4 separate regions of the Homo sapiens genome follow, and all the other regions are linked to region 3. The links are chromatin contacts, found by Hi-C or POLR2A ChIA-PET in ENCODE. All regions are on one chromosome and are shown on one strand. Each heading gives the region's core, a stretch centred on a gene start or an enhancer-like site at or near the end of the contact. The rest is flanking DNA. Distances are from core to core; before and after follow the strand shown. Region 1 overlaps QRSL1 (glutaminyl-tRNA amidotransferase subunit QRSL1). Region 2 overlaps QRSL1 (glutaminyl-tRNA amidotransferase subunit QRSL1). Region 3 holds the start of CD24 (CD24 molecule). Region 4 overlaps RTN4IP1 (reticulon 4 interacting protein 1).

Region 1 (2,700 bases), core at 72-2,571, 330 kb before region 3:
ATTCTTCTGCCTCAGCCTCCCGAGTAGCTGGGACTACAGGCGCCCGCCACCACGCCCGGCTAATTTTTTGTATTTTTAGTAGAGATGGGGTTTCACCGTGTTATCCAGGATGGTCTCGATCTCCTGACCTCGTGTTCCGCCCTCCTCGGCCTCCCAAAGTGCTGGGATTACAGGCGTGAGCCACTGCACCCAGCCAAAGTACATTATTGAATCAGTTGACAGAATTGAATTACATACAGTAGATTCGATAAAAGTATTGTAGGCCGGGCGTGGTGGCTCACCCCTGTAATCCCAGCACTTTGGGAGGCCAAGGCGGGTGGATTACGAGGTCAAGAGATTGAGACCATCCTGGCCAACGTGGTGAAACCCCGTCTCTACTGAAAATACAAAAATTAGCCCGGCGTGATGGCACGCACCTGTAGTCCCAGCTACTCGGGAGGCTGAGGCAGGAGAATTGCTTGAATCTGGGAGGCGGAGGTTGCAGTGAGCCGAGATCGCGCCACTGCACTCCAGACTGCCAGTAGAGCGAGACTCGTCTCAAAAAAGAAAAAAAAAATTATTGTATTGATATTAATGTTACTGAGATTGATAACTATACTGTGACTGTATAATGTGATATCCTTATTGTTAGGAAATACACACTAAAGTATTTAGGGATAAAGGGCTATGATATACATGTAAGTTACCCTTAAGATACCCTTAAGTTTCTATCATACTTTGTGTATATATGTACATATGTACAAACGTACACAGAGCACACAAGTAGTAAAGCAAAGGGATAAAATGTTGACCGTAGGTATGTCTGGGTAAAGGGTATAAAGTGCTTTATATGTTATTTTTATTTTTGCAATTTATCTGAGAATAAAATCATTTCAAAAATTTAAGTTATTAGCATTCCACTTGTAATGTTTTTCATAGAACTTCTGGTTCAGAAGTTCTTAACTGTTTGAATGTAACCCTTTTCAGCTGGAAGACCTTGATTCACAAGGGAAATCATCTTCAGTTGAATTGGATGATCAAAAGAGGCAAAATCTTTTCTTAGCAGATTAGCTTTGTCTATTTTCTACCACAAATGCTCTTCCTTCCCATCCTCCGCAACTGTCAATTAATGAAAGCTACATCTGAACAGGCTTCCCACCTTTTTCAATTCAAGCTACAGTGGGTTCTTAAATGCTCAATGAGTGTCAGAAGCAAATAATATACTCAGAAGATGAAATTTTCACATAAAATGAAAGTTTTACTAAGGTATCTTGCTTCACTTCGTCATCAGATCTGGGAGCACAGATGGTGTATTTGGACCAGTTAAAAACCCCTGGAGTTATTCAAAACAATATAGAGAAAAGAGGAAGCAGAATCCCCACAGCGAGAATGAAGATTCAGACTGGCTGATAACTGGAGGAAGCTCAGGTGGGAGTGCAGCTGCTGTATCGGCGTTCACATGCTACGCGTAAGATGCTTTTCTCTATCTGTATTTTAAAACCCACCCAAATACAAACAGTCATAAACTGTATCCAGCAATAGAGTAGTTCATATCCTGGTATTTTTCTTTCTAGTGAGCTATATGTGCTCAAAGGTATATCAAAATTATATCTTGAGTTGCACTCAACTGTACAGTACACTATGTATATTTAATACTTTTAACTTTAAAATAACAAATTTTTCTCCATAGTATCTGGTTCTCTTAAAATATGATTTTGTGGATCTTGCAGAATAAAGCATCGAACATAAATGAACTTCATTGCATTTCATTTTTAAATAATTTGAGTGTGTGCTCACTGATTATACAAATATTTAGGGACTAACATACAATGGCTTTAGTTGAGTGCTGCTGAACTAAACTGTTGGTAATGTTTATCCTTCAGCAAGATCAATCTTTTGAAAAAAAAGAAAAAATGCTAATATGTATTAATAAGATATTTTAAATAGTGTTTTCAGGAATCTGCAATTAAAAATGTACATCAGTAAGTAAAGTTTTTTCAAGCTTGTTAGGTGCTGATTCTGTTTATCTATCATACTTTGTATTTGGTAAGAATCCATTGATCATATTTTCAGTTCCATTTGTAAAGCATTTCTTAACTACCCAAAGAAAAGAAAGTAAATATGGCTGTTGCTGTGTTTATCAGTCTCAATTTAATCAAAATGAATGTGTTTCTTTAGTAATAGTTTTGTATTTTATCTCCCCTTAATTATCCATTAAAACTAAGTTCTTTCACACACATTGCAATCCATAAATCATTTATATTTTTTTAGAGCTATGGAGATGTGAGTTCTACAGATTTTTTTTCAGTTTTCCTAAAATCTTATTAACAAGTAAAACCATTTCATTTTATCTCTGTGAAATTTTATAGCATTGCATTAATATTAATGTGAGTTCTGACAAGTTAGGACTGCAGGATTAGGTGCTTTTTTTCTGTCCTCATCATCCCACTTAGTGTTCATCTTTCTGAATGTGCTTTTTAGTAGATGGCATTTTGACACATAATTCCTATGGAAATGTAAGTTTTACTTTTACATAGCCGTCAGTGAATGCTAATAAGAAAATGTATCTTTTAAAATTGTGAAAGCAACAGTCTGATTTTGTAGCTTAACTTGACACTGTAAGAAAGGAAATCTAATTTGCATTTTCTGTAGGGCACAAGTGCCATGTTATTGTTAGGAGCATTGTTCAGTCCAAAGCTTCACTTTAAATATAAGCAACAG
Region 2 (2,700 bases), core at 34-2,533, 310 kb before region 3:
TTTACTCAATTATGGTAAAACCAAGTAATGGAGTACTATACAGCAATAAGAAATGAATGAAGAAGGTTTCTGTGAACTGATACAGAATGATTTCCAAGATATATTGTTAAGTAAACAAAACATAGTACAAAAGCATTATATAGCATAATATTTTTGGTTGTTTTTTAAACCTTATCCTGTATTGTACTTATTAGCACTGGAAAGTGGAAGAGGTCTCTGCTAATTAGGGTGGAGAATTAATCACCTACTGGGTTTCCTTCTTTTCCCAGGATTGCCAGCAGTGAGTATCCCTGTTGCACTCTCAAACCAAGGGTTGCCAATAGGACTGCAGTTTATTGGACGTGCGTTTTGTGACCAGCAGCTTCTTACAGTAGCCAAATGGTTTGAAAAACAAGTACAGTTTCCTGTTATTCAACTTCAAGAACTCATGGATGATTGTTCAGCAGTCCTTGAAAATGAAAAGTTAGCCTCTGTCTCTCTAAAACAGTAAACATATCTTACAAATTAAAATGACTTTTAGGCTGGGTGCAGTGGCTCACACCTGTAATCCCAGCACTTTGGGAGGCCAAGGCGAGCGGATCATGAGGTCAGAAGATCTAGAACAGCCTGGTCAACATGGTGAAACCCCGTCTCTACTAAAAATACAAAAATTAGCCAGGCTTAGTGGCGGGCATCTGTAGTCCCAGCTACTCAGGAGGCTGAGGCAGGAGAATCACTTGAACCCTGGAGGTGGAGGTTGCAGTGAGCCGAGATCATGCCACTGCACTGCACTCCAGCCTGGGTGACAAAGCAAGACTGTGTCTCAAAATAAATAAATAAAATAAAATAAAATGACGTACAGAGATTCTATATTCTAGAGAGTCAAATGGTCTTGCTCAATTCTTGTAATTAGGTTCTTGTTAATACAGTCATTCCATGGAATTACTTTTTAAAATTCCTGTGACAATTAATAATAAATAACGTGTCAGCATTTAGTAAGCATCCACTAAGTGTACAATACTTCTACAATAACACAAGATACCTGTTCCTCAAAGACAATGCATTCTGCCATAATGTTCATTAAAGAGTTTACAGTAAAAATAAGATTAGGGATAAACTTCTCAAAAATTGTACATCTGTGTAACTAAAGCACTAACAAAAACATGAATAGTCCTTCTAGAGGTAACTTGGATAGCCTAGGCAGGCAACTTATCATGTGGTGAAGGCCGCCTCAGGGGTTGTTAAAAATGCACAGAAACAATTGAGTGCGATTATTGGCTTCTGAGCGCTGAGCAGAGCAGGTGGAAGAGGAACTTTGAGCACAGGAGGAAATGCAACCAGTCAGGGCCCAGAATCATGCAAATCTCAGGGGTATGCCTCTCTGGGGAGGAGCTCCACTTGCAGGGACTCCTTTTATTTCCCTAAGAAAGAGCTGAAATGACTGAGAACTTTCCTTTCCTCCTTAGAGTTACAATTTTACTTCTGCTATTCCGGAGCCCATGCCTAGAAGCCAGAACAACTCCATGTTACACTGAGTTCATGCTCCTATTTACTGATCACAAATGAGCTCATTAATGTCATCGAAACATTTATTGTAACCTAACAGACCATCACAGATTGGAAACTTGGTAGATAGCAGAGCATGGTATTAGTGAAAAAGGTTCAAAATACACAAGTAACATACACTCTGAAAAACATGCAGATAATTTGCTGATGAAGCAGAAGAGGGGATGCGCATGGCAAGAACTTGCCTTACCCCAGATTCTCTATATCTCATGGTTTCCTTTTCCTCTTGACTGTCTTTACGAGTGTTTTTTATTTGGGACCCTCGAGCCCAGAGATATTAATGGATATCTGTATTCAATATTTGACAAAATCTAATGGAAACCATCCATTTACTCATGATAAGGCTTCATCACTGGATTTCTGTGTCTTCACTAGAACACCATTGTCATCTCATATTGATCAGGTATTTTAATCTAGCACTTACATATTGTTGATAAATGAAAGCTGAATTGTTACTTAATAAATTCACTTTGTTTAGTAAAAAAAAATTGTTTTCTAAATATGACGTTCATGAAGAGAAAATAATGAGTCAGAATCATCTGCAGAACCACTGGAATGTTTCATCGTCACCTGTTAGTTTTCATAAACAGTTTTCTGTCCTCTCTGAGATCCTCCCGCTCCCAAATACTCAACCTGATTAACTTCACATAAAAGTCTTATGTGCCAGGCTTAGTAATATTCCTATAGATTTTGACTCTGAATCCCTGAAAGAGGAAGAAATCCATGAGAGAAAATTGCATTACTTTATAGCAAGAGGAAACCGTTTTAAGTTTTTTAATTGCTCAGACACCACAACATCCTAGATGGAGGAAACCATTTTAGTTGAAGGAGCAAATATGATGTCAAAAGCAAGTAAATAAACAAACCGTTGCCCCAATCTGTTTTTATGTAATGAATTTAAAAAAAAAGAGAGAGAGAGAGAGATGGGCTCTCCCTGTGTTGCCCAGGCTAGTCTCAAACTCCTGGGCTCAAGTGATCTGCCTCCCTCAGCCTCCCAAAGTGCTGAGATTAAAGACGTGAGCCACCACACCTGGCCGAAATAATAATATTCAATATTATATATTCAATGATATTATTCAGTATTCAATATTATTTCAAATAATATTAAATCTCTTGTTCCTGTATCTCTACATGAGCTGCACTAATAATTTGAAT
Region 3 (2,700 bases), core at 4-2,503:
GGTGGGGAAGCGCGTTCCACACTCAGGCTGCACTCCCAGGTGAGCCCGGACTTTCGATGTCTGGGGACGGAGGACGCAGCGCGCCCAACTTTGGGGGAGAAGCCCCAGTGACAGTCCTCGATTAACCCCAATCGAAGGCGCTGGAGAGCCGTCACTCCCATCCTCCAAACCCGAACTGACCCAAACAAACGTACCTTCTTCGCCCCCGCCCCCGCTAGGGTCTCCCAGGCCCAGCCCCCGGTCTCTCTCGCCGGCGCGGTGCATCCATACACCCTCGAGGCAGCGCTGCGCGGCCCCGGGTACCCGCACCCGGGGCGAGGTTCCCCGGATGGAGGATCTAGGGAGACCGCGCTGGTAGCGGCGACCCGAACAAAGCCTGGCGGGGACTCGGGACAGAATCGTCCCACCATGCTGCCTCCCCAGAACTAGCCAATCTGGGCTAAAATAACATGGGGATCCTAAGATGACAAGCGATGGACGTGAAAGGTTGCCTCGCAGAGAGCGCAGCGTCAGGAGAGGGTCCCCGCCTCGGCTTCAGCCCGGAACCGGGGTTTGTTTAAAAAGGGCCAGATAGCCGTAGCTTCTCCGGGATACCCAATCCAACTCCGAGGGTGGAGGATGGGCGTGAGCCGCCCTCCCCGAAAGGGACCGTCGCCTCTCTTTGTGTAGAGCGCGGGGAGCGCGAAGACATTCCTAGGGGAAAGCGAGTCCTCAGGGACCCAGGGACAACGTCCCCAGGGAGCCCGAGCTCTCCAGGCGCTAATCCCTGCAGGCACCTCGGGCCTCTGGGTGAAAGTGGGAAGTAGTCACCTGGCTGCCTGGGAAGGGACAGCGTGGAACCTGGGGTGGGGCAGGGTCCTCTCAGCCCGCACGCGGAGCTGCATTGTTCCCAGGGCCGTGGGAGGAGGGGGGGCAGCACGCAAGGGAATGGAAAAATGGGGTCCACATGGCCCTCTCCCCTGGTCAGCTAAGCAAGATTCTCTCCCGGTCCCTGTCCGTGGCCCGAGGCAGGAGCGCAGGACGGTCCCCCGGGACCGGGTCCATCTCCCCTGCCCCCACCCCGGGAACGGCCCTCGAGCCCCGCCGGGCGCCAGGGCCTCACCTGCGTGGGTAGGAGCAGTGCCAGCAGCAGCAGCCCCAGCCCGAGCCTGGCCACCATTGCTCTGCCCATGTCCCCTCCGTCGGTGCGCGGCGCGTCTAGCAGGATGCTGGGTGCTTGGAGAACCGCTGGCTCCGGGCGGGCGCAGGCAAGGTGGGGAGCGCGGCGAGCCGGCGAGACCTTATATACCAGGAAAGCCACAATAGCCGTGACGTGGCGCCGCCCGCCCACCCCGGCTCCCCTCCGCCGCCGCCCGCCGCCTCCCCGCCTTCCCCGCCCCGCTCCGGGTTCCCCAGCGCCCCCGCCGCCGCCGCCACTGCCACCGCCGCTCCGGCCCTCGCGGGCCGGGAGCCCCCCGGGCGGGCGCCGCTGCAGGTGGGCGGGCGCCGCCGGCTGCTGGTACCCGGCTGGTATCCCCGCGCCGGCTGCGGGCTGCGGGCAGGCTGGCACAGGCGCCCAGCGCCTCCGGCACAGGACCCGGGGCACACACGCGAGCCACACACGCCGCGCTGGGGGCCGGGCCCAAGTTTCCTTTGTTTCCCGGGACCTGCCATCTTACCCCCCAAAAGAAAAGTCCGCGCCTCCGCTGCGGCGGGGTAGCCGCCTGTCCTGGAGCAAGTGCATTGCCACTCAGACTGCAAAATGCGCCCCGGGGACCCGAGAGGGGCTGCGAATTCCAGTGCGACCGCGTGGGGGGCGGGCGCCGGGACCCCTCGGGCAGGGTTATCTCTCGGCCCGCCGCAGAGGAAAGGGGAACGCGGCGGGCGTGGCGCGGACGCGGGCCGGACGCTCACCCTGGCCGACGGGACCCGGGCGCCGCCTAGCGCGAACCCTTCCCGGCTGGTCGGCGCTCCTCGCAGGCGGTGTCCGGGTCCGGAGCGATCTGCGCGCTCGGCCCCGCGGCCGCGCCCTCCCCGAAGCCCTTGCTTTGTTCTGTGAGCGCCTCGTGTCAGCCAGGCGCAGTGAGCTCACGGGGGCGTCCCGGGTCCGCATCTTCCCAGGAGCTGGGGAGCCGCTCGCTGGGCGCAGACCCGCTGCCTGACGCTGCAAACTACAGGGTTTCGGTCCCCCGCGCTCCTGCCTGCGGCGGGCGAGGAGGAGACGGCCCACCCTGAGGGGACCCCCTCCGCGGCCCTGAAGCCCCCACCGCCCTCCCCGAGCGGCTCTGCTCCCAGGTTCTACTCGGGGGCAGGAACCTCCCCTCCTGGCGGTCCCACTACAATTCACCGTCCCTCTCGAATTCCTGGGGATACACTTTTTCGGTCTCTGTTGCCCGTCATTCGTTTAAAGAGCAGAACCGTTCGAGATAAAGGCATTTACTTATCCGTAGTTGCCATTAGGCAATTTAATGAACCGGCACAAAGAGGAGATTCGTCATCACTCTTTAGATTTTGGTGGAATACTTTTTTCCTATCCATCTTATTGTGAAAACTTTCAAGCATACAACAAAAGTTGAAGTAATTTTACTGGTGGAGTATTTTGAGTTTAAATTTTAATTGCAAGACTTAATCTTTTTATTGAAGGTTTAGCCCAAGTGTTTTTCAGTCTTTAAAGCAAACAGCAGAGACCAAACCTAGTATGGTTGTAAATTTGTTTAAATT
Region 4 (2,700 bases), core at 140-2,639, 400 kb before region 3:
AATAAAAGCAACAGCTGGCACATACTGGCCTCACTATGTGCCAGGCACTGTTTTAGGGGCTCTAGAGATTTCATCTCATTTAATCCCCATAACCATTTTCTGGGGTAAATACTGTTATTCCCATTTTACAGATGAATAAATCAAGGAACAGAGTTAAATAAGTTGCCCTATGTCACACTTCTGATAAATAGCAAGTCAGGATTCAATCTGATGCCATCATCTGCTATCACCATTATGCACTGAGCCTTTCCTATAGCATCTGCTGCTGTCTACACCTACCCCTAAAACCTTAAAGGAAGGGAAAGGTAGCCAAGGACTGTAAGGATTTATCACAGCCTGCATGTTGGCCTGCCTTCCTTGTGCCAGCTGAGGACCTGGTCTCTCGACCCTGTGTCCAGGCCACCAAGATGACAGATGTGTGCTACACGGGTGCCATCCACGCCTATGGAGGACATCACTATTGCTGATCCCCCACAAGCTGAGCATGACCTCAGAATCTTCACCACTGCAGCCACTATTAACTGCTCTGAGCTGGCTTGTGAGACGAAGCCTATTTGTCTTCTATTCTCTCCAAGAATAAGGCAGAGGGCTGTGGTGAGTCCCACTTTAGGGTGGACTGCATTAATGTTGCAGAATGGAATGCATTGATGTTTCTCGGCCCAGTGCAGTGGCTCACATCTGTAATCCCAGCACTTTGGGAAGCCGAGGCAGGCGAATCACCTGAGGTCAGGAGTTTGAGACAGCCTGGCCAACATGGTGAAACCTATCTCCACTAAAAATACAAAAATTAGCTGGGTGTGGTGGTGTGTGTCTGTAATCCCAGCTACTCGGGAGGCTGAGGCATGAGAATTACTTGAACCCGGGAGGTGGAGGTTGCAGTGAACTGAGATCGCGCCACTGCACTCCAGCCTGGGCAACAGAGCGAGACTCTGTCTCCAAAAAAAAAAAAACCAGTTGTTTCCTGTATGTCCCACATGAAACCTGAACCTATCACTCCTCCAAAGCCCCTGGGATGCTGTTTTCAGGATGCTGTTTACCTGGAAAAGGAATCACCTGAATGCATGCCTAAAATGCAGAGTCCAAGGCCTCCTGTTAGAACAACTACATCAGAACCTGTAGGGGGTGGGGCAGAAAAATGCTTCCCCAGTGATCTGTATGCACCCTAAAGTGGGACTCACCCAGCCCTTTGCCTTATTCCTGGAATCCCTAACTTGTACCATGCACATACCCATCCATTCCACAGACTGACAAAGTGCCTGCCTCCTAAGGCACTAAACCAAAACCGGCTGAACTGAATGTTCAATTTAGAGCTCTGACCGGGGACACAGATCCTGAACTGATGACACAGGCAGCTTACAGTTACTGCCCACTTTAATCTGGCTGGTCAGGCCTATTGTGGCAAATAACCCGAGAGGGCTGACCACGGCACAATGAGTCATTCAGCAATTCCCGTAAGTGACAATGGAAAAAAAGGTTTCAAATTGAAGGCAGGCAAATGCCACTGCTGGCTGAATCTGTGACAGCAAACAGAGATTAACTGGATAATGAGACAGTGTCTATGTACAGCCTCACATCAGGCCTAGAATACTTGTTTGTTAAGGACAAAGGGATCAGAGTTAAAATACAGAGGGGGGAAAGAAAGGTTACTCACAGTGAAGTAGGGATGTTTATGTGATGACGCTGCTATAGTCCACCTGGCACAGGGAGCCCTGTTATAAAGCGGGCAGGCTCAACACCATGCTTCCCACTGCGCAGACACACGAGGCTCACAGCCGGCCAGGGACGCTCACAGCAGCAGCCCTCATTCAGTCTTGGATTCATGTGTGGGGTGCTGATTGTGCCTCGCATCCCTGATACAAAGGCTGAACCAAGCCAAGCCCCAAGATTTGGCACCCGCTGCCTGACATCACTTCTGTGAGAACGTAGGGACGACGGGAACCTTAACCTCTCTGGATGTGGCCTTGGAATATTGCTGCTTACAAGACGCTAGGCAAGTCCTCCTTCCTGCTGAGGCAAAAACCCTCTCTAACACTTGAGGCTTCGGAAGACGGTACAGAAAACCTCTCACTACTGCAAGAGCATGAAGCTGCTGGTGGAGAAGGACACTGTCTAGGCAGCCATGGCAGCAGGCAGAGGTTTTCCCTCAATTCCCGTTTTCCCAGTGAGAATCACAAAACAGTAGAGTTAACATATCCGAGTGGGCCTCTTTTGATAGATTAGGAAACTGAAGTGCAAATGATTGAGTGGTAAGTGCAAGGTCAGAGCTGTCAATAGCAGAGCCAAAACAAGGACCCAGGACTCCTAATGTCATTACTGCATGGAATGGATGTAATCTGGGAAGTCACAGTCTATTCCACTTCTTTTCCTAGACCCTTGGCCTCTTCTTCCACCAGGCACAGAGGCTGCAGATCTCAGAGGGTGAGGTGTGTGAGGGGACACTGACAGGTGACAAACACCAAGGAAGACCTAAGGGCTCCTGGTCTGAGTCCAAATCCACACACCTGTGGACAGGCACCAGGACCGCAGTTCCAGCACTACCTCCTGGACAGGTATGCCCCTGACCTCTGTGAAAGGTTCAGTATTTCCTGGGTTGGGGTAAAGGGGAAGAAGGGGACTTAAACTCAGTCTACCTTTAGACAAAAAGAAGACAAAAGGAAGAGGTGAATTTTGCTCTCAGTTGCTGTTTCTCGGAAACTTCCT

Evidence for each region. A loop is a pair of places that touch in the nucleus more often than their neighbours do. ChIA-PET counts read pairs that join two places held with the same protein, here RNA polymerase II (POLR2A). Pooled maps may share reads with other maps.
Region 1: a loop to region 3 is called in a pooled map, with 2.4 times the contacts of the local background. The contact joins the enhancer-like site here to the promoter of CD24 in region 3. A Hi-C loop is called at or near these places in 1 of 37 single-sample maps with no recorded cell type and 3 of 50 pooled maps. POLR2A ChIA-PET finds 5 or more read pairs at or near these places in 9 of 52 experiments (B cell, GM12878, H1 and 6 more).
Region 2: a loop to region 3 is called in a map of B cell, with 14 times the contacts of the local background. The contact joins the enhancer-like site here to the promoter of CD24 in region 3. A Hi-C loop is called at or near these places in 1 of 168 maps with a recorded cell type or tissue (B cell) and 6 of 50 pooled maps. POLR2A ChIA-PET finds 5 or more read pairs at or near these places in 4 of 52 experiments (A549, H1, K562 and 1 more).
Region 4: a map of Calu3 shows a loop between it and region 3 (4-fold over the local background). The contact joins the enhancer-like site here to the promoter of CD24 in region 3. A Hi-C loop is called at or near these places in 34 of 168 maps with a recorded cell type or tissue (A673, B cell, CD14-positive monocyte and 26 more), 37 of 37 single-sample maps with no recorded cell type and 31 of 50 pooled maps. POLR2A ChIA-PET finds 5 or more read pairs at or near these places in 4 of 52 experiments (A673, HEK293, MCF 10A and 1 more).

What each region holds. Positions count from the first base shown.
Region 1 is chr6:106,647,755-106,650,454 of GRCh38, forward strand. It overlaps QRSL1 (glutaminyl-tRNA amidotransferase subunit QRSL1), which reads left to right. Exons shown (of 11, transcript NM_018292.5): 5 at 1,271-1,447. Among named protein-coding and RNA genes, the nearest start is that of QRSL1, 20 kb to the left of the region's middle. Within about 2 kb of position 1,322, at least 2 of the 41 ENCODE cell types and tissues checked have a DNase peak (open chromatin) inside an H3K27ac peak, as active enhancers do; they include B cell and OCI-LY7, where a contact is called at or near this core.
Region 2 is chr6:106,665,513-106,668,212 of GRCh38, forward strand. It overlaps QRSL1 (glutaminyl-tRNA amidotransferase subunit QRSL1), which reads left to right. Exons shown (of 11, transcript NM_018292.5): 11 at 270-2,700. The coding sequence ends at 490. Among named protein-coding and RNA genes, the nearest start is that of LINC02526, 29 kb to the right of the region's middle. Within about 2 kb of position 1,284, at least 4 of the 41 ENCODE cell types and tissues checked have a DNase peak (open chromatin) inside an H3K27ac peak, as active enhancers do; they include B cell, where a contact is called at or near this core.
Region 3 is chr6:106,973,476-106,976,175 of GRCh38, forward strand. CD24 (CD24 molecule) reads right to left here and starts at 1,254. Exons shown (of 2, transcript NM_001359084.1): 1 at 1,103-1,254. The coding sequence starts at 1,171. RefSeq lists silencers at 1,606-1,755, 1,796-2,015.
Region 4 is chr6:106,573,507-106,576,206 of GRCh38, forward strand. The region is part of intron 8 of RTN4IP1 (reticulon 4 interacting protein 1); the gene reads right to left. Among named protein-coding and RNA genes, the nearest start is that of RTN4IP1, 55 kb to the right of the region's middle. RefSeq lists an enhancer at 1,799-2,319. Within about 2 kb of position 1,390, at least 9 of the 41 ENCODE cell types and tissues checked have a DNase peak (open chromatin) inside an H3K27ac peak, as active enhancers do; they include CD14-positive monocyte, HCT116, PC-3 and 2 more, where a contact is called at or near this core.